Regions from separate parts of the Homo sapiens genome. Here region 1 is linked to region 2. Evidence: read pairs that join two places in POLR2A ChIA-PET (ENCODE). Cell type or tissue: MCF 10A. All regions are shown on one strand.

Region 1 (8,000 bases), 240 kb after region 2:
TGGGCCACTGTGCTCAACCAAAAATAATTTTTTAATTATCAAGAACATTTGAAATATAAAATTATATCCTGTATTTTTTTGTTGTTGTTGTTAATTGAGACAGGGTCTTGCTCTGTGGCCCAGGCTGGAGTGCAGTGGTACAATCATAGCTCACTGCAGCCTCGAACTCCTGGGCTCCAAGGATCCTCCTGCCTCAGCCTCTCAAGTAGCTGGGACTACAGGAATGCACCACCGTGTCTAGCTAACTTTAATTATTTTGCTTTTGTAGAGACAGGATCTGGCTATGTTGACCAGCCTGGTTTCCAACTCCTGGCCTCAAGCAATCCTCCTGCCTCAGCCTCCCAAAGTGTTGGGATGATAGGCATGAGTCACTGTGCCTTCCAATCCTCTTGTTTTGTTTTGTTTTGTTTTGTTTTGTTTTGTTTTGTTTTGTTTTGTTGAGACAGGGTTTCACCATGTTGCCCAGGCTGGTCTTGAACTCCTGGACTCACGCAATCCTCCCACCTTGGCCTCCCAAAGTACTAGGATTACAGGCGTGAGCCACGATTCCCGGCCAATCCTCTGTTTTTAATAGTGAACTCGCCCTGGTGAATAATATAACTTAAGATGTTAGCTAATCATAGTAGTGTGTATGTATAATTTAAAACTATACATATATTAAGACTGCTCAAAAAGTAATCACACTACAAAGGCTAAGCAATCAAAAAAGCTTGGAGAAGACACACAAATGACCAACAGTTGTATGAAAAATGCTCAGCATCACTCATCATCAGCAAAATGCAAAGCAAAACTACAGTGAGATATTGCACCCCAGTTACAATGGCTATTGTCAAAAAGACAAAAAATAACAAATCTTGGTGAGGATACAGGGAAAGGGGATATACACTGTTGGTGAGAATGTGAGTTAATACAGCCATGGAAACCATATGAAAGTTCCTCAAAAAACTACAAATCAAAACTACCTTTGATCTAGCAAGCCCACTGCTAGTATATATCCAAAAGAAAGACGCATATCAAAGAGGTACTGTACTTGTATGTTTATTGGAGCACAATTCACAACAGCCAAAATATCAACCCCAGTGCCTATCAGCAAATGAATGGATAAAGAAAATATGGTACATATACATGATGGACTATTATTCAGCCATAAAAGATGAAATCCTGTCATTTGCAGCAACATGAGTTGACCTGGAGGACATTATGTGAAATGAAATAAGCCAGGCACAGAAAGACAAATACCACATGATCTCTCTAATATGTAGGAAACTTGAAACAGTTGATCTCATGGAGTTAGAGAAAAGAATGGTGGTTCCCAGCTGGGTGCAGTGGCTCGTGCCTGTAATCCCAGCACTTTGGGAGGCTGAGGCGGGCGGATCAGAAGGTCAGGAGATCGAGACCATCCTGGCTAACATGGTGAAACCCTGCCTCTACTGAAAATACAAAAAATTAGCTGGGCATGGTGGCGGGCGTCTGCAGTCCCAGCTACTCGGAAGGCTGAGGCAGGAGAATGGCGTGAACCTGGGAGGTGGAGCTTGCAAGTGAGTGGAGATTGCACCACTGCACTCCAGCCTGGGCGACAGAGCGAGACTCTGTCTCTAAATAAATAAATAAATAAGTAAATAACACATGTACTCCAGAAATATGTATAACTATCATGTATCAATAAAAAATTAGTTTTTAACAAAGACTTGGAGGTTGGGCACAGTGGCTCATGCCTGCAATCTCATCACTTTGGGAGGCTGAGACAGGAGAATCACTTGAGCCGAGGAGTTCGAGACCAGCCTAAGCAACATAGTGAGACCTCATCTCTACAGAAAATTCAAAAATTAGCTGGGTATGGTGGTGTGTGCCTGCAGTCCCAGCTACTTGGGAGAGTGAGGCAGAAGTATCTTGAGCCCAGGAGTTCGAGGCTGCAGAGAGCTTTGATGGTGCCACTGCACTTCAGCCCGGGTGACACCCAGATTCTGTCTCTGAAAAAGAAAAACAAAAAACCCACTGCTCTTCCTCTCCACCTGTCATCCACAAGCCTCCCAGGTAGATTCTCCATCACCCAGAGGCAGGTGGGGAATTCCTCCACCCTCACAGTCCACTGAGTCCGAGTGTGCTTCCTCACAGGACCTGAGTGATTGCTGACCTATCTCATGTGGAGGGCCATTCTTCCTTGAGACACTGTTTCTGTTTTCCTGATTTTCCTGTAACCATCCAAACCACTCTTTTTCCCTTTGTGGCCACTTTTCCTTACTTTAGCCGTGAGCCACTGCCTTGCAGATGTAGCCTTTCCCTCTGCATGGCTGATTCTCAAATCTTTGTCTCCAGGCTTGGACTCCCCCATATACCCCAGTCTCTGTCTGTCCAAATGTTTACAAGATTCCCACACATTCCCCTAAGCTTAATGTGTGTAAAACAACACCTCCTTTCCCACCCACCTTCCCTGTTTTCCTGGCCTGGTTGAAGATCACTATTTTCAGGACTGCTGAGGCAAGGACTCTGAGATCACTCTCACCCTCCCTCTCTAATTGACCATCGTCATCCAAGCTGTCACAGACACCTGTCAATATTGCCTTCCAGGGGTCCCCTAGACTTCACTGTTTCCTTTTTGTTCTTTTTGCCCCGACTCTGAGCCCTCACCAGGTCACATCCGCATGGCTGCTACTTCCTTTTGTCTGGCTGCCTTCTCTCAAGCTGAAATGAGCTCTTATCTGCCGGTAGCCCATTAGTCTCACATTATATATGTCACTCAGGCTCCCCCACAGATGCCCTGTTCCCACTAGAATATTGGCTTCATTGGGTCCCTGCCCTCCACACCTCTTCCAGGCTCCCTCTCTGTCCAGACTGTCACACCTCACACATCCTCTTCCCTCCTCCCCATGGGCTCACTCTGTCACGCAGGCTGGAGTGCAGTGACAGGATCATAACTCACTGCAGCCTCAAACTCTCAGGCTCAAGTGATCCTCCCACCTCAGCCTCCCAAGTAGCCAGGACTACAGGTGCACATTACCATGCCCAGCTGTTTTTTACTTTTTAGTTGAGATGGAGTCTCACTGTGTTGCTCAAGCTGGTCTTGAACTCCTGGGCTCAGGCGATCCTCCCACTTTGGCCTCCCAAAGTGCTGGGATCACAGGCATGCATGAGCCACTGTGCCCAGCCTCCCACCTCCTCCTCTTTTGCGTGCTCTGCCATCAGGCAATCTGTGATCCTGCTCCATTCTAAGCTCTGCCATGTGTTAGTGCTTTGATCTTAGACAAACTAACAGCTCCAAAACCTCAATTTCTTTATCCATAAAATTATTACTACCTCGGCCGGGCACGGTGGCTTATGCCTGTAATCCCAGCACTTTGGGAGGCCGAGGCGGGTGGATCACTTGAGGTCAGGAGTACCAGACCAGCCTGCCCAACATCGTGAAACCCCGTGTCTACTAAAATACAAAAATTAGCTGGACGTGATGGTGGTCGCCTGTAATCCCAGCTAGTCAGGAGGCTGAGGCAGGAGAATCACTTGAACCCGGGAGGCGGAGGTTGCAGTGAGCCAAGATTGCGCCATTGCATTCCAGCCTGGGCAGCAGAGCAAGACTCCATCTCAGAAAAAAAAAAAAAAATATATATATATATATATACACACACACACACACACACACACACACACACACACACACATATATACACATCAATATGTATATATATACATATATGTGTGTGTGTATATATATACATATATACACGTGTAGATATACACGTATATATATATATACATATAACCTTATTTCGGGGTTGTTGAAAGGATGAAAATGGCATCATGCATGGAAGGTTATTTAGCCCAGTACCTAGCATAAAGATCTGAATTGTGCCTCGTTTTAGGATTAGCAAAACGTGATTGGCAAAATCAGAGTCATATGGCAAACACCCAGTTGGGTGAGTGAGTCACAGGAATAGGTGCTTAATGTTTGTTGGCTTAACAACTTGCAAGCTCTAACATAATCTCCGTCCTCTGCTAACATTATCTGATAGCTCAGATGCTGAAACATTTCATTCTTCTTTAAACTCCATGGCGTTTATGCGCGTGAGCCGCCACACCTGGGCTGACTCTTTTTTGTAATTCTTTCACAGATGTTCCATCTGTCTAACTAGTTTTCAAGTTCCTTGAGGACAAGGATAATGATATTATTACAGCTGACATTTCTTGAATGTGGACTATGAGCTAGCATTTTCAATTTATAAACTCGCTTAACCCGCACCACAGCCTGATGAGGGAGCTTGCTGTCGTCATCCCTGAGTTATGAATCAGGAAGCAGAGGCCCAGGTTGCCAGCGTGTTACCCGAGGGCACAAGGTTAGTGAGCAGCAGCACTGAAGCACTGCAGCCCAGCCCAGCAGCAAGGTATGTTGCCGTGTACTGCTTCCTAGGGTGCGGGACTGCACGCCCTCAGGTGAGTAGGAGAGAACTTACTGATTCCCTGACTGATAGAAACCCTTATCTTTGCAGCTACACGTGCTTTTCTAGCAGATGCCTGGGCTCCTGGACATATTGCTCTGAGGCTATTTGACAGCACTCCTGCCATCCTCCTGGCCCCCTAAGATAAAACTTTCTTTAAAGAGCGTCCTAAAAACCAGATTTACACACAAAAGCCAGGATGACTCCTAGCAGATGTTTTGCTACCTGAAGGTTGTTATGTCATGTAGAAAATGAAGGAGGAAAGAAAGAAAAGGAGAAGGAGGGGAGAGGGCATGTGGGAGAAGGGGAGAGGGCATGTGGGAGAAGGGGTGAGGACAGTGAACAGACCGGGGAGTACCAGAAAGACCAGCTCTTCCCAAACAGCTTCTGCCATGATGCTTGCTTCATGCTAAATGACCCACAAACTTCATTCATGTGTGGGTTTGCCCTTGTGCCTTCTTGGTCCCCCAAGCAGGGACAGAGTTCTGTTCGGAGAAGCTGGAATGGACCGAAAGCCAGGGAAGGAGCTGGTGGAAACCCAGGCAGGCCTCCCTCAAGTGGCATGATCTCAGGAAATGGAAATATTGTACAAAGAAGCAAGATGCCTGGCGCCAACTTCCATGCTGTGCTGAATGACAAATCCAAGATGGTTGGCCAGGTATGGTGGCTCACGCCTGTAATCCCAGCACTTTGGGAGGCTGAGGCAGGTGGATCACTTGAGGTCAGGAGTTCAAGACCAACCTGGCCAACATGGTGAAACCCTGTCTCTACTAAAAATCCAAAAATTAACCAGGTGTAGTGGCGTGTGCCTGTAATCCCAGCTACTCAGGAGGCTGAGGCAGGAGAATCACTTAAACCTGAGAGGCAGAGGCTGCAGTGAGCCGAGATTGCACCACTGCACTCCAGGCTGGGCAACAGAGTGAGACTCTGTCTCTCATAAAGAAAAAAAATGGCATATGAAACATGAATTTTAAGTAAAAAATTACACAGGATGTGTTACTGTACTGGAAACTAACTTTGGAAAATAGGAGTAGATTTCCTGCACCTTATATCAACTCCTTCTGTGATAGAAATGAAACCCACTCTAATGATCCCAAGCATATCTGTGAAGTCTTACAAGGGGTCAGACTGGCAGCACCATCCACAGGGACATTACCTCTAAGGATCATATATCAAGAGCCAGATCCCAATCAGGAAATTTCTTCCACCATTGTCAGTACAAAGGGCACTCAGCAAGCATCTTTTCCAAATGGACATCTACCCAGAAGTATCCACATAACCCAATCATCAATACTCAGAAACAAGAAGATATTAGAACTGTTCTTTCTTGCAGGGGTAAAAATAAGGAGGATTAGGAAGATGAAGCCATGGCAATGAACGATAAGTAGCACAAACCTTACCTAATCTCTGTCTCATTTAACTGGGTAAACAGCAGCTCTGACACAATTATATGCCCCCAGATGCTGCTGTGACATTACTAGGTTACAGTGAACACAGTATCAGCTGATGCCATTGGAATAAACATGCAGATTTCCAAAACCAAAGTGTTTGCATGTAATATATATTTCATGTTCTTGTCACCTCAAGCCTGTCTTGAAGCTGATTTCATGCAGCATCCTCTAGACTTGAAGGAACATCACTCCACATTTCAAAGAGTAACAGCATGTATTTTTACAATTTACTCCTTAGCAGGGGGGAATTAGAGCATTAACTGTAGGAAATTTTTCTCTTGTACAATAAACCGAAAGCTTTGTAACCATAAAATGACAATTTTCATTAAAAAGCACGCTTACTTTTGGTATTGCCAGTTACGTAAAGGATAAATGTCTTCGGGCAAAAGGACACGTGGCCATAACCTTTTCCTGACAAGTCTGTCTCCGGTTTTCTCCAAGCAATGTCAGATTTTATATTTTTCCAAAAGAAACAAACGGGAATGCCTCATGAATTGTTCCTGTGGATTTTTAGTTCAATACTACATGACACTTGTATATTAGGCTCCTAAATACTGTGCAACACGGCAACAGTGATGAGAATCACTACTCTTAGACCACACTTGAATTAGTGTCTCTTCCATCCACCCACGTTTTTTGGCTCTTCTTCCTCTGATCTCCCCTGCCTTGAGGCTCAGCACTCCCCCTAACACCCTAGTGGTTCTCAACCTGGGCAATTATGCCCCCAGGAGACATTTTTGGTTGTTGCAACTAGGGGATGCCACTGGCATGTAGTGGGTAGAGGCTAGGGATTCTGCTAAACATCCTACAAGGCACAGGACAGCCCCCCAAAACAAAAATGATCTAGCTCCACATGCCAATAGTACTGTGGCTGAGAAAACCTGCAATATGCTAACCAAACCACTTTTAATTAAAAGGAGAAAAAAGGCCGGGAGCGGTGGCTCACGCCTGTAATCCCAGCACTTTGGGAGGCCGAGGCGGGCGGATCACGAGGTCAAGAGATCGAGACCATCCCGGCTAAAACGGTGAAACCCCGTCTCTACTAAAAATACAAAAAAATTAGCCGGGCGTAGTGGCGGGCGCCTGTAGTCCCAGCTACTTGGGAGGCTGAGGCAGGAGAATGGCGTGAACCCGGGAGGCGGAGCTTGCAGTGAGCCGAGATCCCGCCACTGCACTCCAGCCTGGGCGACAGAGCGAGACTCCGTCTCAAAAAAAAATAAAAAATAAAAAAAAAAAAAAAATAAAAGGAGAAAAAAGCCTTTTCAAGATCTTACAACGGCTCTTATTAGATTATAAATTGTAACCTCCTCAGCCTTACTTTCAACACCTTTCCCAATCCATTTCTAACCTACCTGTCACCTGAACTGAGCAAACCTATGCTGAGCTCCCCCATGTGCAGGAGGTGCAAAGCTACTGAAAGACGAAGAGGGGTTGGTGCTTTCCAGAAGCCCATTCACGGGTGCAGGAGACGGAGAAACTGGAGCATGTGGCTAGCACCCAGCAGGTATCAGGAATGGTCTTTCCTTTCTTCCTAATTAGCTCTAATTCCAGGCTGACTGTGATGGGTGGATAAAGAGTGGTGGATCTTAGTGTTTTCCCCACATCGTAATCTGTGCTCTTGTTTGTCTTTTAATCTATTAGGAAAATTTGAAAGACTAGGTTTTTTTCTATTTGACATAGATCTACCTTTCTTTCTTTCCTTCCTTCCTTCTTTCCTTCCTTCCTTCCTTCCCTCTTTTTTTTTTTTTTTTTTTTTTTGAGACGGAGTTTCGCTGTTGTCGCCCAGGCTGGAGTGCAATGGTACGATCTCGGCTCACCGCAACCTCCGCCTCCCAGGTCCAAGGGATTCTCCTGCCTCAGCCTCCTGAGTAGCTGGGATTACAGGCATGCACCACTACATCCAGCTAATTTTGTATTTTTAGTAGAGATGGGGTTTCTCCATGTTGGTCAGGCTGGTCTCGAACTCCCGACCTCAGGTGATCTGCCCACCTCGGCCTCCCAAAGTGCTGGGATTACAGGCACGAGCCACCATGCCTGGGCTTCTTTCCTCTTTCTTTTTAAGAAACATGGTCTTTCGCCTGTAATCCTAGCACTCTGGGAGGCTGAGGCGGGAGGATCACCT
Region 2 (8,000 bases):
CACAAGGATTCCAATTTCTCCACATCCTCCCTAACATTTCTTATTTTCTGTTTTGTTTTGGTAATAGTCATCCTAATGTGTGTGAAGTCGTATATCACTGCGATTAGGATTTTATATACCTATTTTTAAATCATTAAAATGATTGGAAAATAAAACCAAGTAATACAGGATTTCTAAACTGACAGAGTTTAGGTTGAAGACAGACATCAGAAATATCTACAAAGCCCATTAAGTTGGGCCACGAGGTAAGAATGTCTTTTTTAGTTTCCCATAGTAGAACTCTGTTTATTATTGATAGTACGTCTTACACTTCTCTGAACTATGAAATTACTACTACAGTTTTTATCAAATGCATTTGCAAAGTGAAAATGTAACAGAAAAAAAAACAAAATTAAACAGACACCATCCATGCTATTTTTAAGAACTTGCAGATAAAACCCATTAATGTTATAATTATTCACAGTATATAATGTCCATAAAGTCTTAAATATTACAAAACGCAAAAAGGTACATGTGGAAAGGAAAATGTTTACACATAAATAAAATACAGATTATTTTCAGTTAAATGATACCAACACTCCCAAATGGAATGGGAAAGGTTTTTTGTTTTGTTTTGTTTTTTAAGAAAAGGAAGAATTCACACTTGTTACTTCATTAGGATGTCTTTGAGGAGGCGGCTGAACTTTAGGAAGTTCTTGAGAAAAAGGGTAATTAACACTGATTGGGAGAGGTCTCTTACGGGATGCGAATGCACAAGGCCTGTAAAGGGGACCCAACGATCACAGAAGGTGGGCTGCTCTGGAAGACCCCCAGCTCCCGGCTTGCACAGCTAGGTAGGTGTGTTCTCTGGGACAGGGTGCACTGGGGAGGAAGAGGTTGGTAAAAGATCACAGGCCTGACTCTGGACGCTTTCTGTCTTGAAATGTCCCAGCGGATGCCACATAAGTAGTGAACATGCAGGTCTGGAGCTCAAACTGGGGTGCCAGTTTGAGAGTCTGTGACAGGCAGACAGAGCAAAGCCAGGGGCAAGGGACCTGGGGGAGGCTTAAGAACTAAGAAAAGGAGGGGCTGGTCCTGAGACTGGAGGGCCCCTTCCATTTTAAGGCTGGAGACAGGATGAAGGGGTAACAAAGAAGAGGGGGGAGTAAAACCTGGTATGTGGTGCTCTTGTTTGAGTCTTGTAATAGTTTGGAAAAGAACTTCTAAGGCAAAGCTGTGTTTGCAAGTGCCTAAACTAGGCTTACAACATATGGGGCATTTGAGAAGGAAACTGAAGTGTCCTCTTGCACAAGAAAACATTAAATTGGACGAGCAAGGACTCTAGAGGCAGTGACTGTGCAGGTGGAGGGGCAGGAGAAGCAGCAGGCATGGGGGATTCAGCAGGGAGGCCAGGGAGAGAAGGGCAAGGGAGTAAGGGTAGAGGGACAAAAGGAGTGGGGAGGGAAGACAGGGCAGAAGAGGGGGACGGAGAACAATCCTTAATGGAAGCAAAACTCCGGGCAGATTAAGGATAAAAAGACCATCAGCAAGCAGCACAGGGTCATGAGCAGTGTAAGGTCATGAGCCATAAGCAACACAGTGTCATGAGCAGTGTAGGGTCATGGGCCATGAGCAGTGCAGGGTCACAAGCACTGTAGGGTCACGGACTATGAGCAGCACAGGGTCATGAACAGTGTAGGGTCATGGGCCATGAGCAGTGCAGGGTCACGAGCACTGTAGGGTCATGTGTCATGAGCAGCGCAGGGTCACGAGCACTGTAGGGTCATGTGTCATGAGCAGCGCAGGGTCACAAGCAGTGTAGGGTCATGGGCCATGAGCAGCGCAGGGTCACGAGCACTGTAGGGTCATGTGTCATGAGCAGCGCAGGGTCACGAGCACTGTAGGGTCATGTGTCATGAGCAGCGCAGGGTCACAAGCAGTGTAGGGTCATGGGCCATGAGCAGCGCAGGGTCACGAGCACTGTAGGGTCATGTGTCATGAGCAGCGCAGGGTCACGAGCACTGTAGGGTCATGTGTCATGAGCAGCGCAGGGTCACGAGCACTGTAGGGTCATGTGTCATGAGCAGCGCAGGGTCACGAGCAGTGTAGGGTCATGGGCCATGAGCAGCGCAGGGTCACGAGCACTGTAGGGTCATGTGTCATGAGCAGCGCAGGGTCACGAGCACTGTAGGGTCATGGGCCATGAGCAGCGCAGGGTCACAAGCAGTGTAGGGTCACGGACCATGAGCAGCGCAGGGTCACGAACAGTGTAGGGTCATGGGCCATGAGCAGCGCAGGGTCACGAGCACTGTAGGGTCATGTGTCATGAGCAGCGCAGGGTCATGAGCACTGTAGGGTCATGTGTCATGAGCAGCGCAGGGTCACGAGCACTGTAGGGTCATGGGCCATGAGCAGCGCAGGGTCACGAGCACTGTAGGGTCATGGGCCATGAGCAGCACAGGGTCACGAGCACTGTAGGGTCATGTGTCATGAGCAGCGCAGGGTCACGAGCACTGTAGGGTCATGGGCCATGAGGAGCACAGGGTCACGAGCACTGTAGGGTCATAAGCCATGAGCAGCACAGGGTCACATACAGCATAGGGTCACGTGGCTTGACCAGCTACTCTGCAGAACCCCCCACCCCTCATCCCTAAACCACAGTCAGAGTGAGAGGGTCTAATGCTCCCCAAAGCAACCAGAAGCTTCCTTGTGGCTTATTTTGCCAGGTGCAGTTGTGAAGCCCCTGAGAAACTGGTGAGGTGGGGAGGGGCAGGTCAGACTCTTCTCTGCCTCTTCGAGAGAAGGGGTTTGGCATGATGAGGGGCGGGGGGGGGTGGGGTGGGTGGTGAGGGGCACGGAGTTGGCACCCAACTGTTTGCTGAATGAAAACATCCATGACTAATGGTTTCTTGCTTAAAAAGATTATTGTTCTGTGTTCAGATTACTTTTCTGTGTTCAGTGCTTTACTAATGAAACAGCAGTTTTTTAAATCTTAAAAACCTGGATTTTTATGGCTTATCAGATGTTCCTTAGAATGGATCAGGGCACTGTACTGAAGACAAAGTAAAAATCCTAAAAAGAAAGTACGGTTAACCCCTGAACAACACAGGTTCGAGCTGTGTGGATCCACTAATACGCAGATTTTTTCGGTAACAGTTACACCGAATGCACCTGCCTCTCCTGCCTCCCTTCCACCTTCTCCACCTCTTTCGCTTCCACAGCCCCAGAGGCAGCAAGACCAACCCCTCCTCCCCTCCTCAGCCTACTCAACGCGAAAACAACCAGGATGACAACCTTTATGATGATCCACTTCCACTTAATGAATGGGAAATATATTTTCTTGGCTGGGTGCGGTGGCTCAAGCCTGTAATCCCAGCACGTCGGGAGGCCAAGGTGGGCAGATCACAAGGTCAGGAGATCGAGACCATCCTGGCCAACATGGTGAAACCCCGTCTCTACTAAAAATACAAAAATTAGCTGGGCATGGTGTACGCGCCTGTGATCCCAGCTATTTGGGAGGCTGAGGCAGGAGAACTGCTTGAACCCGGGAGGCGGAGGCTGCAGTGAGCCAAGATCGTGAAACTGCACTCCAGCCTGGGTGACACAGCGAGATTCCGTCTCATAAAATATATATATATATATATACATAAATATATATATTTATATTTATGTATATATATATTTGTCCTTATTTTCTTAACATTTTCTTTTCTCTGGCTTACTTCATTGTAAGAATACAGTATAGCATACATATAACACGAAAAATAAATAATAATCAAATGTTTATGTTACAGGTAAGGCTTTCAGTCAACAGTAGGCTATTAAGTTTTGGGGGGTCAAAAGTTACATGTGGATTTTCAACTGTGCAGGGTTCCATGCCTCTAACCCTGGAGTTGTTCATGGGTCAAGTGGAGTAACATGTTTCAAATCCCAAAGGCAAATAGCCAATAAGCTGTAGTAAGAGGTTCTAAGTATACTGATAATAAAATGGAAAACCATTACAGGGAAAGACCACCTTGACCTTCCCAAATTAGTTGGGTGACCCTCTGCTTGCTCCCAATGCTGCATTTATCTCAGTAGTGTAAGGGCCTCTTCCCTGGATAGGAAGCCTGGATAAACCCTCATCTCATCCCCAGTATGTGCAGCATCTAGCCCAGGGGCCGGCAGAGCGTGCTCCCTGAATGCATCATGGGCATATGGGGTCCTGCAGGGACGACAAGGGACCGCATCCACACAGGGCTCCGGCAGGCTCTTGAAAGAGCTATGAAAGGGCAGATTTCCAGCCCAAAGGAAGTCAGCGGGACTACATACGAGTGATTCGCTAGTAAAACGACCACAAATAATGGCATTCAGGAAAGAGAACTGCATCGACAAGGTGTAGTGAATTAAGGGAAACTGAGTCCTTGGCTTGTGAGACAGGTGCAGTGGTGAACAACAAAGTTCAGAGGAGGCAGCTATGGGCACACGGGAAGCCAAAGAGACCTTCAAATAAGGCCCAGGAAGTCATGAAGCACGGCATTGTAACTGCACTGGAAAGGCCTTTGTGGGGGTTTCCAAGGGTCCTTCACTCAACAATAGCATTTGAGTGTGACAACTGTTGGTGGAAAAAAGAAAGTCACTCAAGAGAGCTGAATAACCTTATCAATTTTTGGAGATTTTCATTTTTAACGGCATTTATTATATTAAGTTTGAACAGAAAGAATAAGCTAATGTTTTAGATCATAATTGTCCTCTGTGTGAACATCGTAACTCTTCAGATAAAGATCTAGGTGAGGCTCAGTGGAATTCTAGCTGGCACTGATCTTAGGGCCCCAGGCTGCGTATTTTACAAAGGCTGATGACAAATCCTCTTACTCTCCAACAAAGAGACAACCAGAAAATGTGCAATACCACTGTGCTGAGAGCAGAAAACAGGGACTGGGCCTAAGTAAACCTCCAGATCATTAAAGCAGCAGAAAAAGAAGACTGTGACTCAATCTTCACCCAGATCCCAGAGATTCCACTCCTTTACAGACATGAGGCGCTGCAACCTCCCAAGCTCTCCGCAGAGGTCAGTGCTCACTGGCTCAATACAAAAAGCTGACTATGTTTTCTTCTGACTTTTAACTTACCTTAGTTGATGAATATTAATAACTATATTAGTAATATTTAAGAGAATACTTAATGTTTGGGAAAAAAACAAACAGTCATGAACCAGGTGTGATATTCCATTACGGCTAACTGAAGCAATCAGACAACACAATACATCCTGTAACAGAGGGAAAGCAGTTGCTATATTGGGAGATAAGGCATTCATGGTAAGCTAGACTTAAAAATATGTAATTTAGCAAAACTTGCCAATAAAACTATAGTCAAGGGTCAGCTGCAACTTCTTTAGTAAACTCCCACTTGGATATTTTAACTCTCTGCCAAGTAAAATAATACACGGTTGATTTTTCTAAACAATATCCCACGACCATTGCTAACAGGTCACTCTTACTCAGTTAAGTTTTCAGATTTAATTCATGAGAATGACTATCCTAAGAAGTCTCTCTGGAAACCACAGGTTAATGAGCAACTATGGAGCTACAAAGAGGCATCAGCTGACTGCACATCACAAAGCTGTTCAGAGGCATTTGGAGGGGATAAAACTTGTGGAATTGAGGATATATGCAAATGAGATCCCAATGATGCTGAAATTATTCCAATCCAATTTTAAAGAGTAATACTAGGCCGGTTAATTGTCTGAATCTGTACCAGATATAATTTCTTTCTGGACTTTAAATCTGCCGTCTTTCAGCTGTTTGGTTTGGATGATTAGAGCATGTTCCAATACGGCTGAGGTTGAAATCATACGGGTGAAGACTGTGAAGTGAGTTGGTAGCTTCACTCCATTCTCAATTACACCCTAATTCCAGAGTGCTGTCTCATAAACATACTATTTTGAGGGAATGGGGGTAGCTACCTAAACTCCCTGTATTCAGCAATGCTCCATAAATTATCACTTTTATGGCCAACAAAAATAATTTAAAAAAGTAATTATTATTTTCTGTTTATAAAATTTCTGCCAGTTTCACATTTGGATTCTTTTTTGTACCTGATGCTGGAAGATTTTCCAATAGCCTGGAATACACATTTATATTATTAATATAGGTTAATAAATTAATATAAAGTATAATCTTTACCCTAAACTACAGCAATAACCTCCTTGCTGGTATCCCTGGAGAGATCTTAATACAAATCTTACACGATTCTGTTGGTATCCTGTGGATATGGGTTACAGTGTGTCCCCTCTTCCAAAATGCATATGTTGAAGTCCTAACCCCAAGTGCCTCAGAATAAGGCCTTATTTGGAGACAAGGCCTTTACAGATGTAGTGGAGTTAAAACGAGGTCATTAGGGCAGGACCTAACACAATATGATTGGGGCCCTTACATAAAGGGGAAACTTGGAGACAGACATGCACACAGGAGAACGCTGCGTGAGCATGAGGCTGGGCACCCACACATTGTAATACGTCAGAGAGAGGCCTGGAGCAGAACCTTCCCTCACAGCCCTTGGAACTAACCCGGCCAGTGCCTTGATTTCGGACTTCTGGCCTCCAGGACTGGGAGACAATGAAGTTCTGGTGTTGAAGCCACCCAGTGTGCAGTACATTGTTCTGGCAGCCCCAGGGAATTAACAGAATATCTGTCTAAAGACCTTGACGGCTCCCTCCCACCTGAAGCAAAGCTGGCAATCCACAGTCCGGGAGTAGCTCACAGACAGGTTTCGTTTGGCTTGGAGATTTCTTTTAAAAATCTCAGCTAACAACAGGGAACGTTCAAAAATAAGTCTGGGTTTCTTTGAACACTGGAAGGCCCCAGCCCCTCATTTCTACATGGCAAGGATTAGTCATGTTGTGATTTTCAAATGTTACTGAGTGTACATGCGTGCACACACATGAACACATGCTTGCTTAGCATTTGCCATCAGTAACAACCCCCTCTGCCCTCTAAAAGGAGGCCTTTGCAGCCCAGGAAATGATCCTGATCATCTACCTAAAAATGTATATAAGCAGAAGAGAAAGAACAAAACAGCACAGTGTGCAGCAAAGAGTGAACACAGCAAGCCTGAGACTGCCATGCTCAGAACAGGCTGCTTCTGGGGCTGACCTCAGTTGGCATTTGAAGAGTGTCCATTTCAGGAGGGCTCCTAGCATTCCCAGGACAGGTAAGAGCAGCTCACTATGCACACAAGGTGTACAAACAAGGTGGTTTATGCTGAGCCTGCTTTCCTTCTGGGACTCTGGAATTTTGATATGTGCTAAACAGAGGATGTCTGCGTAACCAACACTCAACACAAACCTTGGGTGCTGTCTCTAATGGGCTTTGCTGGTGGACAACATCTTGGAAGTATAGTCATACGTCATTTAACAATGGGTACATTCTGAAAAATGCTTCATTAGGCAATTCAATCCTTGTGGGAATACCATAGAGTGCACTTACACAAAAGCAGGTGCTACGGCCTACTATTAACCTAGGCTATGTGGTATGACCTATTGCTCCAAGACTGCAAACCTGTATAGCACATGACTGTACTGAATATTGTTGGTAACTGGAACACAATGATGAGTATTTGTGTATCTAAATATATCTAAACAAAGAAAAAGCACCATAAAAATATGGTATTGAAGATAAAAATGGTCCACCTGTACAGGGCACTTACAGTAAATGGAGCCTGCAGGACTGGAAGTTGTTCTGGATAAGTGAGTGAGTGGTGAGTGAGTGTGAATCCTAGGGCATTACTGTACACTACTGTGGACTTGATAAATGCTGTACATTTAGGCTCTATTAAATTTATGAAAAAGATTTTCTGTAATAATAAATTAAACTTAGCTTACTATAACTTTATAAACTTTAAAAATTTTTTAAACTTTGGACTCTTGTAATAACACTTAGGTAAAAACATACATCATACAGCTGTACAAAAATATTTTCTCTCTTTATATCCTTATTCTACAAGCTATTTTATATTTAAGTTAGTTTTTAATTTCTAAACTT

What was found. ChIA-PET counts read pairs that join two places held together with the same protein. Peaks named below come from ENCODE experiments on the same cell type or tissue, not always from the same donor. Only the 100,000 strongest peaks of a DNase experiment are listed, where the experiment ranks them.
Region 1: POLR2A ChIA-PET joins it to region 2 with 10 read pairs; 3 of 35 experiments call an interaction of 5 or more read pairs at or near these places.

Annotation. Positions count from the first base shown.
Region 1 is chr10:35,303,414-35,311,413 of GRCh38, reverse strand. It overlaps LOC107984220 (a long non-coding RNA gene), which reads left to right and starts at 4,699. Exons shown (of 3, transcript XR_007062113.1): 1 at 4,699-5,085. It also overlaps a transcript of CCNY not described here. RefSeq lists a silencer at 6,538-6,597. In MCF 10A, no CTCF peak of the experiment used is centred here; DNase peaks (open chromatin) are centred at 3,903 and 4,303.
Region 2 is chr10:35,543,917-35,551,916 of GRCh38, reverse strand. All of the region lies in intron 7 of CCNY (cyclin Y), which reads right to left. Among named protein-coding and RNA genes, the nearest start is that of GJD4, 57 kb to the left of the region's middle. In MCF 10A, a CTCF peak has its summit at 4,959; a DNase peak (open chromatin) is centred at 4,866.